Linked DNA regions of Mus musculus: regions 1, 2 and 4 are each linked to region 3. A link is a loop called in an ENCODE intact Hi-C map of the cell type or tissue named here. Cell type or tissue: heart. All regions are shown on one strand. Region 1 has its middle 40 kb from the start of Gm24221. Region 2 has its middle 67 kb from the start of Gm25516. Region 3 has its middle 3.0 kb from the start of Foxa2. Region 4 has its middle 27 kb from the start of Gm25516.

What was found. Hi-C counts contacts between places; a loop is a spot of excess contacts. Peaks named below come from ENCODE experiments on the same cell type or tissue, not always from the same donor. Only the 100,000 strongest peaks of a DNase experiment are listed, where the experiment ranks them.
Region 1: a loop joins it to region 3, with 2.1 times the contacts of the local background. A loop is called at or near these places in 2 of 42 quality-filtered maps.
Region 2: it touches region 3 in a loop (8-fold over the local background); 18 of 42 quality-filtered maps call a loop at or near these places.
Region 4: it touches region 3 in a loop (11-fold over the local background); 9 of 42 quality-filtered maps call a loop at or near these places.

The regions. Positions count from the first base shown.
Region 1 is chr2:148,108,177-148,113,176 of GRCm38, reverse strand. No RefSeq gene overlaps it. Among named protein-coding and RNA genes, the nearest start is that of Gm24221, 40 kb to the left of the region's middle. In heart, CTCF peaks have their summits at 1,047 (motif pointing right) and 2,827; no DNase peak of the experiment used is centred here; H3K4me3 peaks cover 266 bases.
Region 2 is chr2:147,805,806-147,810,805 of GRCm38, reverse strand. No RefSeq gene overlaps it. Among named protein-coding and RNA genes, the nearest start is that of Gm25516, 67 kb to the left of the region's middle. In heart, a CTCF peak has its summit at 2,590 (motif pointing left); no DNase peak of the experiment used is centred here; H3K27me3 peaks cover 621 bases.
Region 3 is chr2:148,046,451-148,051,450 of GRCm38, reverse strand. It overlaps a transcript of Foxa2 not described here. Among named protein-coding and RNA genes, the nearest start is that of Foxa2, 3.0 kb to the right of the region's middle. In heart, a CTCF peak has its summit at 2,801 (motif pointing right); a DNase peak (open chromatin) is centred at 2,680; H3K4me3 peaks cover 1,765 bases; H3K27ac peaks cover 609 bases; H3K27me3 peaks cover 4,753 bases.
Region 4 is chr2:147,845,390-147,850,389 of GRCm38, reverse strand. No RefSeq gene overlaps it. Among named protein-coding and RNA genes, the nearest start is that of Gm25516, 27 kb to the left of the region's middle. In heart, a CTCF peak has its summit at 2,869; no DNase peak of the experiment used is centred here; H3K27me3 peaks cover 274 bases.

The DNA.
Region 1 (5,000 bases), 62 kb before region 3:
TTTTGAGGTCAGAGGTGAACTACATAGTAAGATTCTGTCTCAGAAACAACAACAACAGTAATAATAATAATAATAATAATAATAATAATAATAATAAGAAGAAGAAGAAGAAGAAGAAGAAGAAGAAGAAGAAGAAGAAGAAGAAGGGAAAAATCTGTGCAGACCAGATTTTTCTGGACCTTCTAGAGTCCCCTTTGCATATAAAGTGTTTGTCTTCTTATCTTTGTCTAAGATCCATCCATAGAAAATCAAGCCAAGACAAGAATGGAGGTGTGCAAGTGGGAAGCCCTGAGGGAGTGAGAGCTGGGCAGAGTTTGGAGGGAAAATATGCCCTGAAAAAGTGAATGGTATGGGAAGAACATTCTACAAAAAGAATAACGTGTGCAAGGTCTCTGTATACAGTCTCACAGCACCAAGACCTTCTATAGACCATCCTTATAGGCAAAGCAGAGCAGGACTCTTCACATTGAAGAGTTATTAGGCAGATTACCATATTGGGGTATTGTTCGAGCCCCAATATTCATAATATTATTCAGATGCCCCACATTGAGAATATTATATTTGGTTCCTCACACAGGAGTTTTATTTGTGATCTGCATATTGGGGTATTATTTGTTTCTCTTATACTTCTTGGGTTCCCTATACCAGGGAGAACTATTTGGGTTACATAGGAAATTAATTCATTCACATTGTAGGGGTGACCCATACTATGGTGGAGGCTTACCTATATGACTGTCTCCACACACAAGATGCCAGTAACATATCCTGTCCTAAAATCCTAAAATGTTCCAGACATTGTCAAATGTCTCCTAGGTGTTGAAAAGAGCATATGTCTTGCTGAGAAGAAAGTTGGGTACTAACATGCTCCCATGTACTGCCACAGACATATTCATTGCCACGTTGGCTCCCAGACTTTAGTATTTCCCGTCTGCCTGTCCCCAGTTTTGGGAGGAGGCCTTCAGGGACACTGGGATAAGCTGACAAAAATTGCTTGGTTGCTTCTTGACTTTGAAGAGACCTGGCTGTGGAACTTCTCATGTCTGTCCACTAGATGACGCAAGTGCAATGCGGACACAAAAGGGGCAGGGGCGAGGAAGGGTCTGGCTTCAACCCTTTGGTGTTGAGGTATTTTTGAGGGAAGCTCTGGGCTATTGATTGTTCCAAGACCCCAGGGACCTGTGTTTCTCCCAGGTCGATCTATGTGGGAAGCTGAACAGAGTGGAAGAGTCGACCATGCATACCTACGAGATTACCCTACATTAGTATGAATTTCAGCACTCTGCTCGCGCTGTAGCTCCCTGTCTCTGTCTGTCTGTCTATCTGTCTGTCTCTGTCTGTCTCTCTGTCTCTCTGTCTCTCTGTCTCTCTGTCTCTGTCTCTCTCTCTCTCTCTCTCTCTCTCTCTCTCTCTCTCTCTCTCTCTCTCCCTCCCTCCCTCCCTCCCTCCCTCCCTCCCTCTCTCTCTCTCTCCTGAAAGAGTGAATGGACACTTACCTTCCCACACAGAAAATACCCAAAGGAAGGGTCAGCACACCGTGGGCCCTTGACAAGCATGAGCAGCCCTCAGGTCTGGCAATATCCTACACTCTGTGATAGGAGAATGTGAGACCCTGAACCTCACCTTCCTTTTCTAATAGGCAGCAGCATCAACATGATGTCTCCGAGGTTACTTAATTGGAAGATCCTTGTATCTACTAAGCAATAAGTGTCAAGGTCATGTTCAAATTCTTTAAGCTTTGTACTTCTTTTCATTCATATATATATATATATATATATATATATAGATAGATATATATATATATATATATGCCCAGTGCAACTCACCCTTGCCACCACCCTCATCCTATGCTCACACACACAGCCAGGTCAGCAGAGAGAGCACTACCATTTACCTATCCACAGTCCATCTACATTCTTAGCCTATATGGCACCACTTGACAACCCTATAGAATGTGGTTCTTATGTTATTCTCAATGGTTTTGCAAAAGATGGATTATGAAGTTTAAAATTATTTACCAAGGTGGTAGGAGAATGTGAGACTATTTGCAACCCAGAATTAGAGGAGGGCTAAAAATTCTTCCATGCTGTCATAATCGTTGGGCCTTCTCAGCTTCTCCACGAAGGGACAGTTTTCCTCTTGTTTCTGGAATTCAGAAGTCAGTAAACTTTCAGTACAGGACCAGAAACTAAAGATTTGTGACAAGTTCTCAATTATCTCATTGTAGTGCAAAAACAGCCCTGGAGAAAATAAAAATGAGTGGCCGGGATGTGCACCAATAAAACTTTATTCAAAATGGAAAACACACTGGATTTTGCCCACAGGGAATATTTTTAAAAACCCCTGAGCAAATGCAGCCTCTTACCCACAACTGGTTCTGCGTTAGTTTGACTCTTCATGAAACTTTTCAACTTAAATTTCTGTGGAGGTGGTGGTCACATCTGTAGACCCACTGAACGAAGACTTTGGCTCTAATGCATATCCCTGTTTGGCCCCAAACAAACAATGCTCTTTTTTTTTTCATAATAGCATGATTGACAGTAGAATAAGTCAGAATGAACCAGGGTCTGAAACTGTTGAGGAAACAGGGTGTGTAGCTGCTATTTCGCCTCTGATTTGTCCCAGAGAGATGGCAGGTGGCCCACGTAAGGATTACCATGTCTGCTTGGCTCTGGAAGTCAACAAAGTGAAACAAGATTCATAATAGTTTCTCATGTTTTTTTTCCCCATCATCTTGCTGCAGCTCCCTCTTTACCCCTCATTCTGCTTTACCCCTGATTAGAGTTTGATGGTGGCCCAGGGCTTGAGAGCAGTGCTATACTTTCACCACTAGGGGGAGAGTCCTGTCTTCCATTTCTACCACTCACTGAACCCAGAAGTTCTGGCCCAGAAGTGGAGGCCCCTGTCTGGTGACCCACAGCAAGGGTCACCTAGTTAGAAAGAATCAACTCATGGACATTTATGTAATACACTTTGTACTCCTTCATTTGCAGTGAGGTTTTATTCTACCACACCGTTTCTAAGGGAAGAAAAAGGCTTAAATCAAAAACGCATTTAATTCACAGGTCTACTGACTTATTTCTCAACCTCAGAACATGCAAAAGTGGCAAAGGTTGTGGGAAACCATGCTTCATATTCTTGGTTTGGCTTCTGTCCCAACTAGTGTTGTATAATACACTACTGTCTCTGGCACCCCACAGAGTCAGCAAACCCAATCTTACCCCCACAATCGTCTGCAGATTGCTAAAGCAAATGTTTAGGCAAGTGGGATATATAACGGGTCTTCAGTTTTCATTACTTTAACCTTATGACTGGTTTGTCAAGACCTTATTTGTTCTCCTAATCTAGCCAACATCCTAGCTTTTTCTGACTTGAATGAACACACTCTGAATCCTCCTGTCAGCCCAAGTTGGGCAGCGTCCTCCAACATAATAAAGTACTGGATATCTCATACAAGTTCTTGAACATTGTATTGAAAGTGGGACAAAGAACCATTCTAAGGGTATCCACCTTGAAAGGGCAGCTGATGTACTACCACTGCTCCACTGCAAAGCTTAAAAACTGCATGTCAAATCACAATAGGGTCAAGGATGTAGTGACTTACATATTTAGTCTCAGCACTCAGAGGCAGAGGAAGTCAGATCTCTGTGAGTTCAAGGCCAGCCTGGTCTACAGAGCATGTACTGGGATAGCTAAGGCTACATAAAGAAACCCTGTCTTGAAAAAAACTACATTAGGAGATTATCTCTATGTATGTATACATACACACACACACACACACACACACACACACACACATAATTTAAACTTGTACAGCAGTAAAACATCAGAAATATCAGATAAGTGTCACTTTTAAGTAGCCAGTAAACAGCCAAGTAAGTATACACACTTACTACAAGCAAACCTTTAAAACCAATAGATTCAAATTACCAGCATTTACTAATGGTGATAGATGGGGGTTGTAGTGAGACAGGATTGCCTGTGCTGAGTCTGACAGGAGAAAGATGCCTGTGCTGTTCTTTCCCATTCTGCTGGCTGTTGAGAATAGAGAGCTAGCTTTAATTATAGCCTTATTAATATTTTCCAATAATTACTCTTTAATAACGAATCATTTTGACTACTTGTCAATAACTCTGAAGGCTTGGCAGCAGGCACCTTTACCTACTGAGCCATCCCACAAGCCCCAGGTTTTCACCTTTCTATGGATAAATAGGATTCCCTAAGTATGTATGTATGTATGTATGCATGTATGTATGTATGTATGTATGTATGTATGTATGTATGTATGAAATTTTCTTTATATACTCATCCTTTGATGGACACTAAGGTTTTTTCATTTTTTGGCCACGGTAAAAAAAAAATGCTGCAGTAAGCATAGTTGTGCATTTGTCTTTTCTTCTAGAAACATACCAGCTGTGGGTATGTGCATCCATTAATGCCTCTCTTAAATATTATCTCTCAATCTCTACAGAGAAAAGAGTTTACCTGAAAAATCTCCTCGGTTTTGTTAGATTATGTGAAAGGGAAATAATTTAATATGTAGAAAATGGCTTTACAAAGTTGTCCAGAAACCATAGTTCCCTAAATTCAGCTGTATCCATGATTGTGTGTTTGTCCTTGGTGTCCTGAAAGTGAGCAATTCTTCATTTAATGTCATATGGTATTAGGATGTCTCCTGTCCTGCCACCTAGTGACAAAGGTAGGTGATGGTGACTGAAGACAATACTAAGTACTCAGTTTTGTCTAGGGACACATAGGCACACATAGGACACAAGGGAAATATTTTGTCAAAATCACATTATAACTCTAAGGCGGAAGTAGACATTTCTTATTCAGCAAACATAGCAACAAGATGGGCCGAGAATGAGATGGAGTTGGCAGACACATTGTCACTAGAGTGGGTCTGGGTCCCCATGCAGCAGCTTCCTCCCCGTGTAGAGGCTCTTGGTGCTACATTCAGACAGTAGTTGAGGAAAGTTGCTGGCCTGGCTTGCTTTTCTCAT
Region 2 (5,000 bases), 240 kb after region 3:
TAACCCCTGGGCCACATCTTCCACTGCCAGGGGATGCTGAGCACCAGGAAAGACATTCACAGACCTTAGAACCAAATCTGCAGATGTGTTAACTTACAGTTAAGAAGTGATATTTCGTTCAGTCACTGGAGACTTCTGAGAGAGTTTTGAACTAGTTACCTTTGCAAATATCAATTTTATGAAATCTAAGTACAGATTCAGCTCTCTCTCCTCACCTTCTTCCTTTCTTCCTTTCCTCCTTTTCTTTCTTCCTTCCTGTCTTCCTGTCTTCCTGTCTTCCTGTCTTCCTTCCTTCCTTCCTTCCTTCCTTCCTTCCTTCCTTCCTTCCTTCCTTCCTTCCTCCCTCCCTCCCTCCCTCCCTCCCTCTCTCTCTCTCTCCCTTTCTCTCTTTCTTTCTTTCTTTCTTTCTTTCTTTCTTTCTTTCTTTCTTTCTTTCTTTCTCTCTTTCTCTCTCCCTCCCTCCCTTCCTTCCTCCCTCCCCCTTTCGTTCGTTCGTTCTTTCTTTCTTTCTTTCTTTCTTTCTTTCTTTCTCTCTCCCTTCCTTCCTTCCGTCCTTCCTTCCTTCCTCCCTCCCTCTCTCTCTTTCTCTTTCTCTCTCTCTCTCCCTTTCTCTCTTTCTATCTCTCCCTCCCCCCTCTCTTCCTTCCTTCCTTCCTTCCTTCCTTCCTTCCTTCCTTCCTTCCTTCCTTCTTTCTTTCCTTCCTTCCTTCCTACCTTCCTTTTCTTTTCTTTCTTTCTGAGACAGACTTTCTCTATGTATTCTTGGATATGCTGAAACTGACGATGTAGACCAGACTAACCTTGGGCTCACAAAGAGCCTAACAGCCTCTGCCTTTCAAGTGCTGGAATTAAAGCCATGTACCATCATGTCCAGCCCTACATTAAAGCATCAGTAGATTCCAAAATTTTAGTGTAAAGAAAAGTATGGAAGACTGTAACATATCACAGTGTTGGGTTTGGAGGTTGGAAATGAAGATAGCTTGGGTGTGCTACATTATATGTAATAAATTATGAATTAATACCATCATTGTTTTTACCTTTCTAACATGGTCAGTAGAATACTTGACCTGTTTCTATGTACTGGGTTGTATCTCTGTTGGACAATGCCATTCCAGGACACTGGAAGCTAACTTGAGAAGTGGCTTTGTGTTCCCCACCCCCACCCCAATCAGGGTACTTTAAGTTACAAGATATTTGTGGTCTGATGCAGAAGGTTTCTTTCTTGAGTCGGGTGATGGTTATTTTGGTGTGATGGTTATTTTGGTTGTCAATTTTACTACATCTAGAATTAACTGAAATCCCCCCAAATTGCTGGGCACACCTGTGAAAGATTTTTGCTTAATTAAATCAAACAAAGTGAGAAGAGCCTCTTCTAACCCAGTCTTCCAGGTGGGAAGACACACCTTTAATTCAGATACCTCTAATCTAGGCCACGCCTTCTTCTGGAAGTCTATATAATGCCTAAATACCAGGTTACAGACATCAATAGTTAGCATTCCTTTTGCTTTTGATGTAAAGCAATGAGAATAACCCAGCTACTCAAATCTTCACCAAGTAGCCCTTAGTCGTCACTCTTCAAGGAGAAAGAAGGAAGGGAGGGAACCCTACAGCTCAAAGGCCACAGAATCCCAGGGTTCTGAGCCATAAGCACCAGGGACACTGAGGGCCCAGCAAGAGTCAGGTCTCTACCTACCCTTGAACCACCACTGAGGACATAGATATCAACAGTGACCAAGAACATCATCTAGGCTGGATGTTTCTTTGAGTTTTTAGAAAGTGTATAAACTGCATTTTTAGAGTAGTTTATGATTTTCAGAAACTTGACCAAGGAATACAAAATGGGCACAAGCACTCTCAGCCTCAATTCAACATCTTCCTTGCCTTCGACAGCTGTGTTAGTGTGGCAACTGCTGCAACCAGGGTGTGGATGTGTCCATCAATGAAGGTCTGGTTCACACTGGGGCTTCTTTGTGCTGTGTATTCTATGGATTGAGATAAACACACAGTGCCATATACCCTGCACAGGGACCATGTAAGTACCCTACCCCACTCTAAAAGCCTCACATCTACCTCAGCACATCTCTCCATATACCCCAATGTCCCTTTCCTAAGCCTACCAGCCCACCATCTCTATAGCTTTTCATTTTCCAGAATGCTGCAAAGTTGGAGATTATCTATCATGAAGCTTTGTAAGTCCAACTCATCTTTGTAGCATCTAACTTACACGGCTGACTGACATTCTGCATAAGGGGGAGGGCTGCAGAACTGAGATGACCCTCTGGAGCTTCAGGGGAGTACCCGTGGACATTCTGATGGTCTCTGTACCAAATATGGCCAGGAGGGCAGACAGGAGAGAAAAGCTACCAGCTGGTCAGGGTACAGCTTTAACAGTTAAAGACAACTTTGGAGACCGTTTTTGAAACTCTCCTCCTTTCCCACAATTTTTCTCCAATCATACCCAAAGAATCGCATAGCCTTCTTTATTTAACCTTTAATCCAGCTTAAAGAGGGAGTTTCCAGTTCAGATGAACCACAATGAAGGGGCCCCCATGTCTGGGGGTAATTTGTTGGTCTCATCTGCCCTCTGGTGGCCAAATAAGGGTTCTTAGAGGAATTGGACAGCTAACAAATGTCTCATGCACTTAGAAAACTTAAAAACCCAAGCGGGTGGGGGAAATAAATTGAGGCCAAAGTATGACACAACTGACTAAAATACAAAACAACAACAAACCCAACTGACCCCCAAGACCAGAACATCTTTTTAGTGTACATGTGTGTTTATGTTTAACAGAAAGGAAGCCTTGCCATTTAGTTTCTTAAGATGATATCGGCCACACATTCTGGGAGTTATCCTTAACTTCTGTAGCTCCTGCATAGCTGTATCTACTATGTTGCTGTTTTTCACTTTGGGTTATAGCTACAAGATAGAGGCCAGCTTTACTGACTGGATCTGAGTGGAAAGGTTAAACAAAGGATGGGCCATGAGCTCTGACTCCAGAAGGCAGCAAGTTTCATGTCACCACACCCACTTACTTCCTCCCTCGGGATGATTTCAAAGCCTGAGGTTCAGTTCTATGAGATCCATGCAGACTAATGCAGGCATCCTCAGGACACTCGGAGACAGTGGTTTCTGTAATCCTCCTAGCAGTAAATCCCACAGGTGCTATTTTCCTTCATGTTTTTTTGTTTGTTTGTTTGTTATTTTAGTTTTTGGTCCTGGGGACTTAATCCAGGGCTTCATGCATGATGTCACAAACTTTCTTTTATTTTTAAAAGTTCCTTTTCTTGCCACATGCTTATCATGTATAAAGTTGCATGTATGCCATAAATAGACGCCCCATGATTCCTCCTTGAATAACTTAATGTATTGGTGAGTGCTCAGAGTAAGGGATGCCCGTTAGAAAGCTTTATGGACACCACAGTCACCGCTCTCCCTTAGACGCCTGGAACTAACTTAACTGGACTAATTTGCGTGATTCACCCTTTATCGACACTTCTGTATTTCTCCCTCTCCACGCCCTTGGCAACTTATTCTACTCCAATTGTTACAGTTTGATTTTTGTAGATTTTACAGGAAGTGAGATATCCATTCCTCATCTTTCTGTGCTTAGTTTGTTTCACTTAACACAGTGTCCTTCAAGCCTGCCATCATCGTGACAAATGGTAGTCTTTCCTCCAGTTTTAGACTGAATATAATATTCCCTTGTTTTCATATACCATGTTTGGTTTGTCCTTTCTATAAATTTACTCATGGGTGGAATGTAAACTCTTGCCATGTCTTGGGTGTTGTACTAAATGCTGCTGCAATTAGGAGGGTATAGCTATGTCCTGTAGACCCCAAAGGAACATTTTCTTCTCTCTATTGACTCTATTCTGGGTATCTGTGTTGAGCCACGACTGACAAGGTCAAAAGTTGTACCCTGTGCCAACACCCTCCCACCTTCCAAGATCTGCTTGGAAGCCATTCCCACCAAGACCCAGCAAATATTCTTCCTGGTGTCTTTTTAATGCCTGTGGCCAGCTGCTGTTCTTCTTGCTGAAGTGGATGTAATATACTTAGACTGGATGGCAGCTTGTTCCAGGTTGTCTGGGATCTCCACAAGAGACAGCACTAACACAGAAAAACACTAGCAAGCACGACCGTGTGTCCGTTTAGACCTTCCTTGCAAAATGAGGTCCTTCATCTAACATCTGATGGACGCCCACCCCAGAGAAGCTCAGCTCTGAGGCTCACTGCTCTGTGACCTTGGGAAGAAGCCCAACCTCTCTGAGCTTTAGTTCCTTTGCTGTGGGGGTAGAGATCAATAAATCCTCCCCTTCCATATTCTCTATCAGAATTAAAGAGCAAGGTTAAAGGCAGTTTCTAACGCCCAGGCTGCAAAACAGAAGGAGCCACCTCTCACCTCCTGAAGTTCTCATTGTTTCTGAGGTTATACCCAAGACCCAAATCTATTCCCTGGTGAATTTATAGCTAGCCTGGTAACAAGTCGGGGGACCTTCCTGCAGCCCCAGTGCACCAGCAGCAGCGGTGTGAATAAGAAGGAAAATGCAGTAGTCTGAAATGTCCCCAGGGAAGCAAAACCAGCAGTAGGAGGAAAGTCTGCAGATCTGGCCACCACAGTCCTTGACAGGAGTCTGATTAAGGAAGTGTGAGAAACTGCTCCGCCCTGAGGATGCAGACTATCCAGGTGCATGAGGATGGGGGCTTAGACACAGCAGGGTTTGCTGCTGACAGCAGCCTGTGGTTTCAGGAGGTGCCTTCTCCACCCAGGCACTGCAACTTAACATTCAGCTCCGCACATCCCTACTCCTGAAAACACAGCTTTATGGACCACAAGCCAGGCTGCCAGCATTCCTGGCTTGAGTTTCAGAGGTCAACATGTACTGTAACTTCTAGGAACTGATCTCCAAGTTTCAAGGTAAGAAATTCAGATCAAACTGGCCTGAGCACTTGAGGATATTGCCCATGGTACAACAATATATTAGCTTCATGTTACTGT
Region 3 (5,000 bases):
TTATTTCTCCCAAGAACAGCATGCAAATGAATATAGAAGCTCCCAGGGTCACAGATGTAGGTGTGTCTACTTTAAGCATCCCTCAGCAGAGACTTTCCTCCTCACGGTTCTCTGTTGTTATTGCTACCATGAGTTGTTATCTTTTATTTTCATCTCTTGCAATTATTTTAATCCTGCTGTAAGAGCTTCACACACCAGAAACATGCTAAAAGTGCAAGAATTGTGGATGAGATGTTAAGCATGTCTCAGAAATATTCCTCAACTTCTCAACCCAAGTGGGCAGAACGCTGGCCGTCTGTATTGAGCAAAGCAGATGAGAGTGGAGTCTGCAATTGCGTTTCTCAATTTCTAGGGCAGCCTATAAATGACAAACCTTCATAACTAAAACCCAGACTTCCAAACAAGCTCCACGATGCGTTAAAATGGGGGGGGGGGAGCGTGCTGAATTCAGGTGAACCTTGTCTTCTGTCCCCTGCTCTGCAGTGGAACCCTGCTGGGAATGCCCCCTGTGATTGCCATCAACAGCTCTGCATTTCCTCTCTCAGAAGGGCAGAGTCCATAGGCTGATACCAATAAGAAAAAGAAACCCAGTTTTAGCAGAATCAGAATCAGTTTGAATGATGGCTTCTTCCATTGTTCCAGAATGAGAAGTGGGTGACCATCTGTACAAATTATTTTTTTTAAAAAGACATCCTTAACATGAGAGCTAATAACCTTACTGTGTGTTAGGTATCCATAACATAATAAAGGAGGATGGAACATAAACAATATACAAAATAGTGTCGCTGTACTGCAGAAAAGTATACACTGAAGACATAGTTCTATCACCCAAATGAAATCCAGTTTTGTTTTGGTTTTGATTTAGTTTTGGTTTTGGTTTTGATGGAAGAAAATGAAACCTAGGCCATGCTCACACAAAGCACATTCTCCCACGGAGTTACATCCCCAATCCAATCACACTATCACACTCATGTTACAATGATTTCCTACCTGTTCCTTCTTTCCCATAAATCTTGCCACAAAAGCCAACATGGCTTATTAAAATTAAAATCTTGCTTTTGTTTCCCACCTCACTTTTATAGGCATTTTTTTGTGTGTGTGTTTTTACAAACACATGCAGCCTAGTAACCCTTTCCTTCATTCCCACATGTAAATATCCTATGGTGATGTGTTAGTACTCCCCATAGACAAGTGTTTCGATTCTCTCAAAACACACACACACACACACACACACACACACACACACACACACACACACACAGGAATATTTGAGGGTATGCACAAATGCTAGACAGACAAACCCTGGGGCGGGTTCTGGTTTTAAAAAATAAATTTCAGAACCCTCTGAAAGACTCAACAAGCAGCTGAAAGAGTCAGATGCAGATATTTGCACCCAACCAATGGACAGAAGTAGCTGACCCCTGTTGTTGAATTAGGGAAGGCTGGAAGAAGCTGAGGAGAAGGGTGATCCTATAGAAGGACCAGCAGTCTCAATTACTCTGGACCCCCGGGATTTCTCAAACATTGGGCCACTAAACAGGCAGCACACATCAGCTGATATGAGGTCCCCAACACACATACAGTAGAGGACATCGGGTCTTGTGTTCATTCAGAGATGATGCATCTAACCCTCAAGAGACGGGAGGCCCCAGTTTAGAAGTCAGGTGGGGTAGGGGGTGGGGGCATCCACATGGAGACGGGCTGGGGTGGGAAGGAGGTGTGGGATGTGGAGCAGTTGGAGGGTGAATGGGGAGAGTGGGCAATGGAATATGGAGTGTAAAAAATAAATTAAAAATAAAATAAAATTTAAAATAAATAAATACATTTCAGAAACAACACCACACCCACAAAAAATGAAGTGTTACCTTTGACATACTATATTCTGCATTGAGATTTTGGATTCAACTAGAGAATTGCACAGCGTTAAGCAGGGAAGCTGAGTTCTGTTTATTGATGTGCTCTTCAGCTAGTTTCATTGACAGAAAATTCTGGGGAGCAGTTTTGCTAAGGGACACTGGATCTCAGTCTCTCTCCAGCGACAGCAGAGATAGCCAATATTTGAGGCCAAATCAGAGGGGCCCCTATTGCCGCCAGCACTACTTCTAGAATAAAAAACAAAAACAAAAACAAACCTAGGAGATCAGTGGTCATTTGTAAAGAGGCTTTACACTGTCGCTGCAGTGCTGGACTGAAGAAGGGACGAAAGGGAGGGAGCAGGCAAAGGAACGCTTTGTATGGCTCGGCCCCAGGTGAGGTTTAGACTGTCCGGGGATCAGAGCTACATCTGTGTGCAGCGGGAGCTCCCGAGAACTTTTTCCTGGAGAGAGGCACCTGGGGCAGTTTGCAGCATTCCAGCTTGAAGGTCTGGTGCCAGGGCTCTGAATAAACCTTTAGAAATCACGGCGGCTCCGGGGAGGACCGGCGTACGCGCCAACGAGAGCGAGCGCCTGCAAAGCCAGAGGCCTAGGGAGAGACCCCGGGCTGCCAGAATGTTTCCGCTCGCTCGGAAGTCTACGAGCGCCCCGCTCCCCGGCTGGTCACTGAATGCCAGCGGCCAGTGGTGCTGGGATGGTCGCAGACACCTCTACTCCAATGTTCCAGGTGGCGTCATGCGCAGACCCACCCTTTCTCGGAGCTAGGAGACTAGACGCGGGTTTGGCTGTGTTCACTTCCACGCGGAGCACTTGGGTGGAGATGGGGCCAGAAGAAGGTGCCCAGGGACAGCAGTTGGAGCGCGATTAGGATTCCAAAAGCTAAAAGACCGGACTGGGGTTGACCCCGAAATCCTCGCGGCCGACAGGGGGCGCCCTGTCACTGTGGAAGTTGGATGTTAGCGCTCCCAGCTATCCTGAGATCTGAGCACACACAGTGTCTGAGGGGACGGTAGGAATTCTCAGATCTGAGAGAAGCATGCTTTGCTCCGCGTACCCACTCTCCCAGCGCTTGGTAACTAATTTTACACGTGCAATAATTTCTGGGATCAAATTTCAGCTGGGAGCACAATCAAAGAGCAGTGCAGCCCACAGGCTTACAAATACCCTGGCATTTAACAGAGAGGGGTGGTGGAATAGACCAACTGACAGACACAGACGGACAGACAGACCGACGGACAGAATAAACCGGAATGTTGATATCTTGAGTTTCACTTCCTGAGAGAACTGTCCTTGTTGTGTGTGCGTGCGCGTGTACTGTACTTCGACATGTAAGATCTCTAGACAGAACTAGAATGCTGTCTCAGTCTCTGTCTGCCTTTTTCTCTCTGGGGATGGAGCTCTCTCTCTCTCTCTCTCTCTCTCTCTGGTGGGGAGTGGAACTGTCTCTCTGTGATTCTCTGTGTCTCTCTTGGGGGGGGGGGAGTTGGGTGCCTGCATTTTTTTTTTGCTTTAAGTTTGAAAAATAGCTGCATCTATAAACAACATGTGCACCCCTCTTTTTCAAGTCTGCGGTCATCCTTGTGGGGTCCTGGGGAAGATGCTGGAGGATCTGATCTCTCTGGGTTCCCTGTGTTCACTAGGTGAACACGTCAGATTCACCTTCAGCGGGAAAACAGGCGTTGCCTTTGAGGGACTCGTGCTCTGCATTGCTTCAGATGACACATTAATACCTTATCTGTCCATACTATGTGCGTTTCAGCAGCAAAGGGCACTGATGTTGCTGCGTCTTCAGTCCAAAAGGATGCTGACCTCTTTCTTTACCCTCCAATCTGGCTTCCATTCTCATTCAGGCTTCCATGCTCAAAGCTCACCCCAGTACCTGCCACCTCTATGTACTCTTCTTCTACCACACGAAATTGTGGACACCTGGATTTGGGCCAACTATTTCCTATTTTCTCCATCTCCTAGAGAGAAGAGTTTGGGACTGTATCCCTACATCCTAGTCACATTTTCAGAACCAAGAAAGACTGTCCACATAAAAACGCCGGCAAGACCCTCCACTCCAAAATCTAGGCTTACCTTAGTCTCGGTCTTGGTAGCTAACAATATAAATGACATACTCTGTTGTTTTCATGTTTGTTTTGTTTGGGGAGACAAGGTTTCTCTCTGTAGCCCGGATGTCTTGAAACTCACTCTATAGACTAGGTCAGCCTAGACTTCTCTGAGATCCTCCTGCCTCTGCCTCAAAGGCAGAAGACAACACTTCAAATGACACTTTTTAACACCTAGAAGCTAAAGAGAAAAGAAACTGAAATTTTCAATTTTTATAAGACAGTCCTGGTCTCTGCAGGCAGAGAACACAGATCCTCCTGAAGTCATCCCACAAGGCCCATTATTGATTTTTTTTCTCCTGCCCTACCCCCACCTACTGCCCTGTTTGTTTTAGTTACGAAATGCTTTGGGCACCTTGGATTTAACTGAAAAGTAACCTTGAAACACCGAGGCCCTCATGCCAGAGGCAAATCGCTGCCTCCCGGGTATTGGCTGCAGCTAAACGGGTCTCTCCAGGCCGACTGAGGTGGGTAGCCAGAAAGAGGACTGAGGTAACTGACGACCAGGGCGGCCAGACCACGCGAGTCCTACGCGCCTCCTGAGGCCGCCCCGGGACTTAACTGTAACGGGGAGGGGCCTCCGGAGCAGCGGCCAGCGAGTTAAAGGTGTGTACACAGTTTTTCTAAATAGGACAGCGCTTTGCAAATTGGCTGTCACCTGCTTGTTGTTTTGACAGGGAATGTGCACTAAAAGGGAGGAAACCCGAGATAAATAAATCTGGCTTGCCTCGCTTTGCAGGCCACCAAGGCGGTACGCGCCTTCGGATTGACGAACCCCGTGCTTGGGGCGATGAGGAGGGGCGGGGCGGGAGCAGGAGACCTGAGTTTCTCCAAGGGTGGCTTGATCCCAGGTCTCTGGGTCCACGGAAGACTCCCCGTGGACGTAAAGGAAGGGACTCCACCAGGGCGCCAGCACGCCTGCTTGCAGGTCGGGGTCTTGGGAGTGCCAGGGACAGCAGGAGATGGGCTAGCTCGGGGCGCCCAGCGGCAGGTGCGGAACGCTAGCCCTGGCTTC
Region 4 (5,000 bases), 200 kb after region 3:
GGGACACAGCTGTATCTGGCATAAAGAATTCAACCCCCCTATCCAACCTGTCCCTGACAGCTCTATCCTGGAGACTTCTGCAGTGAAGCAACCTAGACTCAACTATGATTTTCAGGCTCCTGCATGGCTCCACTTCCTACAGACAAGAAGTCTCTACAGCTGAGCTCCAGCTACACACACCTCTGCCCCATCATTTGTTAAGTCCTCTGTTCCTGCTTCCTGGCAATCAATCTTGATTTACAATTAAATTAGTATCTTAAAATCTACCTTGGTGTGTGTATGTGTGTGTGTGTCTGTGTGTTGAGAAACAGATGTTGTAGACTGGGCCAACACAGGAGGAAGGAGGGAATTGTTTTCAATCTTTGTATCAGTTACACAAAAGTAACTCGACTCCCATTCTCATGACTCACCTGAGAATTTATTTAGTTTTTTACATATCAACTATAATTGTGGGAAGTGACACAGTCCTGCTCCCTTCTGCTGTTCACCCCCATTTCTCCTCTCTCTCTCTCTCCTTCCCTTTTCTGTGTCAGCTCCCAGTGGCACTGAGGCATGTCTCATTTCTGTGTCACCTTGATCTTCTGACTCCATGACTTGCCTTTGAACCCACATGGATTTTAGAGCTACAAATCCTGGAACTGTGACCTGCATATGCCCCAAATCTGCCTTTTAGATGGACACATAAGTGTCGGTATACAAAAATAATAGCTAGTGACATACAGAGGAGGTTGGTAACAAACACTCAGATATTAATTTTCTATTTGGATCAGATCAAATGTGTGGCTGGTATACCTTGTTCTGGTCTCACAAAATAAGAGTAGAGAAATATCACCTGGGCAATGCACCGTGTAGACATCCATTGTTACCTGTGGGACCATAACCTTCTCTATCAGTTTGGATTCAACTGGGAGATTGTTGGAGTGCACCACTGGCTTTATCTGTGAGCATGGAGGAAGGATTCCGTGAGGGTGGGAAGATCAATCAGAACCTTCCCATAGGTTAAGGGCCTGGTTAGACTCAAAAGTTAAAATCAGTCAGCCTATGTGACATTTCTTTCTCTTGTTTTGTTCATCATGAAATAAAAACAAGTCTTTATCACATGCTCTCTGCCATGAAGCTGTGTCTAAGAGTAGGGGGACTCTGAAACAGTGAGCCGAAATAAATTATTCCACCATTAGACTATGTCCTGTATTCTATCATGGTGACAAGAAAGATAATTGTGAACTGGTGAGATGGTTCACAGGGTAAGATGCCTGCTGTCAGCCTGATGGCCTCAGTTTGATCACTGGTACCCTCGTGGTGGAAGGAGAGAAGCAACTCCCCACAAGCTGTTCTCTCCACACATACAGCATGGCATGCATACATGCTCACACACATAGCTGCTAAAATAATATAGAAATGTAGAGTTTTAAAAAAGAAAGATAGATAATATATTGATAATGCTTTTATTACATACAATTTACAAATTCCATTAAAAAATTCTCCCAGAGACTGAAACAAAGGCATATCCAGGTAGTTGCTGCTCTTGTTTGGTGAGGCTTGTGTCTGCCCCAGAGAGACTCATATGCTGGACGCTTGGCCCATTAGTTTTGAGCTGAGAGGGTCACCCACTCTTGGACTTTCAGCTTCTAAAGCTGTTAGTAAAATAAACCTATTTTCTTTGTAATATACCCACTCTGAGGAATTTAGATATAGCCATAGCAAACAAGCTAATACAGTCACTAGCAGCCACAAGTGACTCTTAAAAGTAAGAGCATTTTTATGGATAATAGAAATGTGTCGTTAGGTTGAGATTTTATTCTGGTTGGAGCCTGTATAAGGAGGGGTATAAAACTGTACAAATATTTTTTCAGTAGACTGAAAAACTCACTGTAAGTAGGTATTTTTATGACTAGAAGGTAGGACACATGATATGATTCAATGTCTGATGATAAAACAGAACAAAGGAAATGGAGTCTATTCTGAAATGCCCACAGGTGTTGATGTGGGGCATACAGATGATGCCCCAGAAACTTGTAAGATGGTGGCTGGGAACTTACACAGTAGAGCCCTTGTGTCTGCATTGGTTCTGGGCTCAAGCTTCTGCTGACAGTGGGGCTGGGGCACGCAGTGACTCTGAGAAAGCACCTACAGGAATGCCTTCAGGGTAAAGTTTTGGATAATGGTCTCACAAGTCAGTATTGCCTAATTGTGGAAGGCTTCAACATAGACTTAAAACAAGAGGGCACGGAGAAGGCAATGCAGGAACCACTTAACATTTTGGGAAAACCAGCCTCAAAACTCAAAACACTTCTTTCCTTTTTTTTTTTTTTTTAAATTAAAACACTTTGACATCTTGCGTCTTATTTCACATTCTTCCATTTTTAATTGTCCACATATTAATCGTACAAAGTTACGGATAGTGTGTGATATGTCCATTCATGTACACACTGTAACGATCAAATCAGGGTAATTAATGGATGTATTACTTCAAATATTGCTTGTTTCTGTGAAGTTAGATGCAAACCAATGCCTGAATTAAAATTGCAAAAAAAAATCTAAATAAATTCTTAATTATTTTTGGTCACATGGAGAAAAATAAATTTCTCAGACTTGACATAACATGATTAAGAAAAAAGACCCTTAAGAAGGGAAATGCAGTGTTTGCTCTAAAATGTCCCAAGGTGAAACCTCTCAGCAAGTTCTTATTGCGGTGGCACAACCCTCCCTGAGAAGTGGAGTTTATAATGGAAATGCCGAAGCACCACCTTAATTATCAGATTGCTACCGGGCACTGGGCACCGGCATAATGAAGGAATTTCCTGATTTTTGCACAGTGAATACTAATTGACACTGGAAAAGGGAGACCAAGTGGTCTCCCTGCAGTAAAATGGCGCCATCTAAAGGAGAGGCGGGCAAGCCACAGTGTGGTACTTGCTGAGGGTTCAATACAGCGGCTTATTCATATTTAAGCAGTTGTATTTTTAGACTCCACACATGAAGTGGAATTCTGTTGCATTGCTAACACAGCTGGTTGGCAGGTGAAGTTGGAGTGGGGCGCTGTACCCCAGTTTCCTACAGTGGACACTTCTAAGTAAAAGTCTCCAGACTTCAGTGGTAGGAGCCATTAGTTGGGCACATCTGAGAAGAGGGAAGAGTGCAAAGAGAAGGGAAGCAGAAGAGTCCAGTGCGGAGAGGATGACCAGGAAATGGAACAGAAGTTCTGGGGTTGCAGAGGAGGAAGGTTCTTTTGTGTGGATATTTTGCTTTGTGCTGTGCAATGGTAAATTTAGCCCTCAGTCGCCACAAGCTGTCACATTTGTGCACATAAGGAAAGCAAACAGAGAGGGACAATAAATCATGCCTCATTCTATAGTTTGCAAGCCACTGTTTTTTTCTTCAAGTGTGGGGTTACCAAGGGAAAAGGACCTATGTCCCCAGACACACATGGTCTTGGGGTCTGTGTGAAGGCTCTTGTATCTGGATTCAGATGCCACTGAAAGACATGACCAGACCTCCCTCTAGGCACCTAGAGCATCACACACCAGCTGCCTCCTACATTTTCCACACTTGCCTTAAGGAATCAAGACTGAAAAATAAGACACTGAAATTTAATTTTATCTTGGATCAACTGTCTAAGAAAGTGAGATGTACATCATAACCCAGGGAAAGCTTGGCTTTGTCTGTCTCATATATGGGGCAGTAAATGCGAAACAAATGTCACCAAGAGCTATTAATAGGCTGGAAAGTATCCAGGAATGAACTATTTCCTTGCTCTGGAGATCTGATTAGTAACATGGACCGGACATCATGCTAAGGTTAAACGTGGCATTTCTAAAGCAGCAGAGGATTCCTATTGTGGTGAACCACAGACTAGTCCCTTGATGGAAACCACTTTTACATTACCCAAATAGGGCCACGGGACGTTCTGAGCCATTTTAATAACCCAGTGAAAGCACACTCACATGGAGGGTGCCAGTGATTTTACTAACATTGTCTGATACACTGTCATGTTGCCTCTCTGGCAGGCTCTGCTAGGGACAGGCCAGCCTGCACAAACTGTCCATTAACAGCTAAACTAATGGCAGTATATGTTTGTCACCTCTTCAGGACTTCCTGTGCTTTACACAGGTCAGCCTCCAGGAGCAAACCAAGCATGAAGGTTTCTCCCTGTTTATCAAAAGGAAAAAATAACACAGCATCCCAGTTTCCTGCACATCCCTAAGATGGAAGCCGTTCAAGCCAGAAGCAAATGTTTCTTTTCTAGAAAAGTGAGTTAAATTGTTAAAATACTTTTGCTGTGGCACGGCACTGATCTTGTCTTAAGAAAGACTTAACCTGGAGCCTTGCCCTGTAAGTGGAGTGGCTGGGGTCATTGCAGGTCCCCGGCAGGACTGGCAGCCTAGGAAAGTTCTATCTACTACACGGTGTCACTGCTCCACCACGGGTATATAAAAATGCTGCTCTGTTTAACATATACTATGGACATAATTAATGTAAACAGTCTAAATTCAAAGTGTTTAGGTATTTGGTTCACAGATAGAGTTCAGTTAGTATTAATAGATTGGCCTCCAAAGTTTTAAAAATCTAGGAAAAATAAAAAATGGGATAATGCCATGTCTGTCCAACCCCCTGCCAAGACCTTCACAGCTCTGATTTGAGGATTCGGATGATCTCTTAAGTGATGGTCTAGAGTTTCTTCAGCACATACTAGCACATTCAAACCTATTTTATTTTCCTGTCTTATGAAACAGGCAGCTTACTTTATCTGATGGCTTCATGTTTTCTGCTTCTCTGCATTGCCAGTGTATCCACCTTAACCTCACTGGTTCCTCAGAGGTTGTCAAAGCTTCCTGGCTCTCACTACATTCAGAGGACTCGTATTTCCACCCATCTTCCCTGATGCATTTAGAATGCTTTGGGTGATGCAGGAGACTGAAATACCACCATCCCTTGGTAACTGTCACTCTCTTGGCCTCCAAGAATAGGCTACCTCCTACCTACTCTTGCCTCTTGAGGAA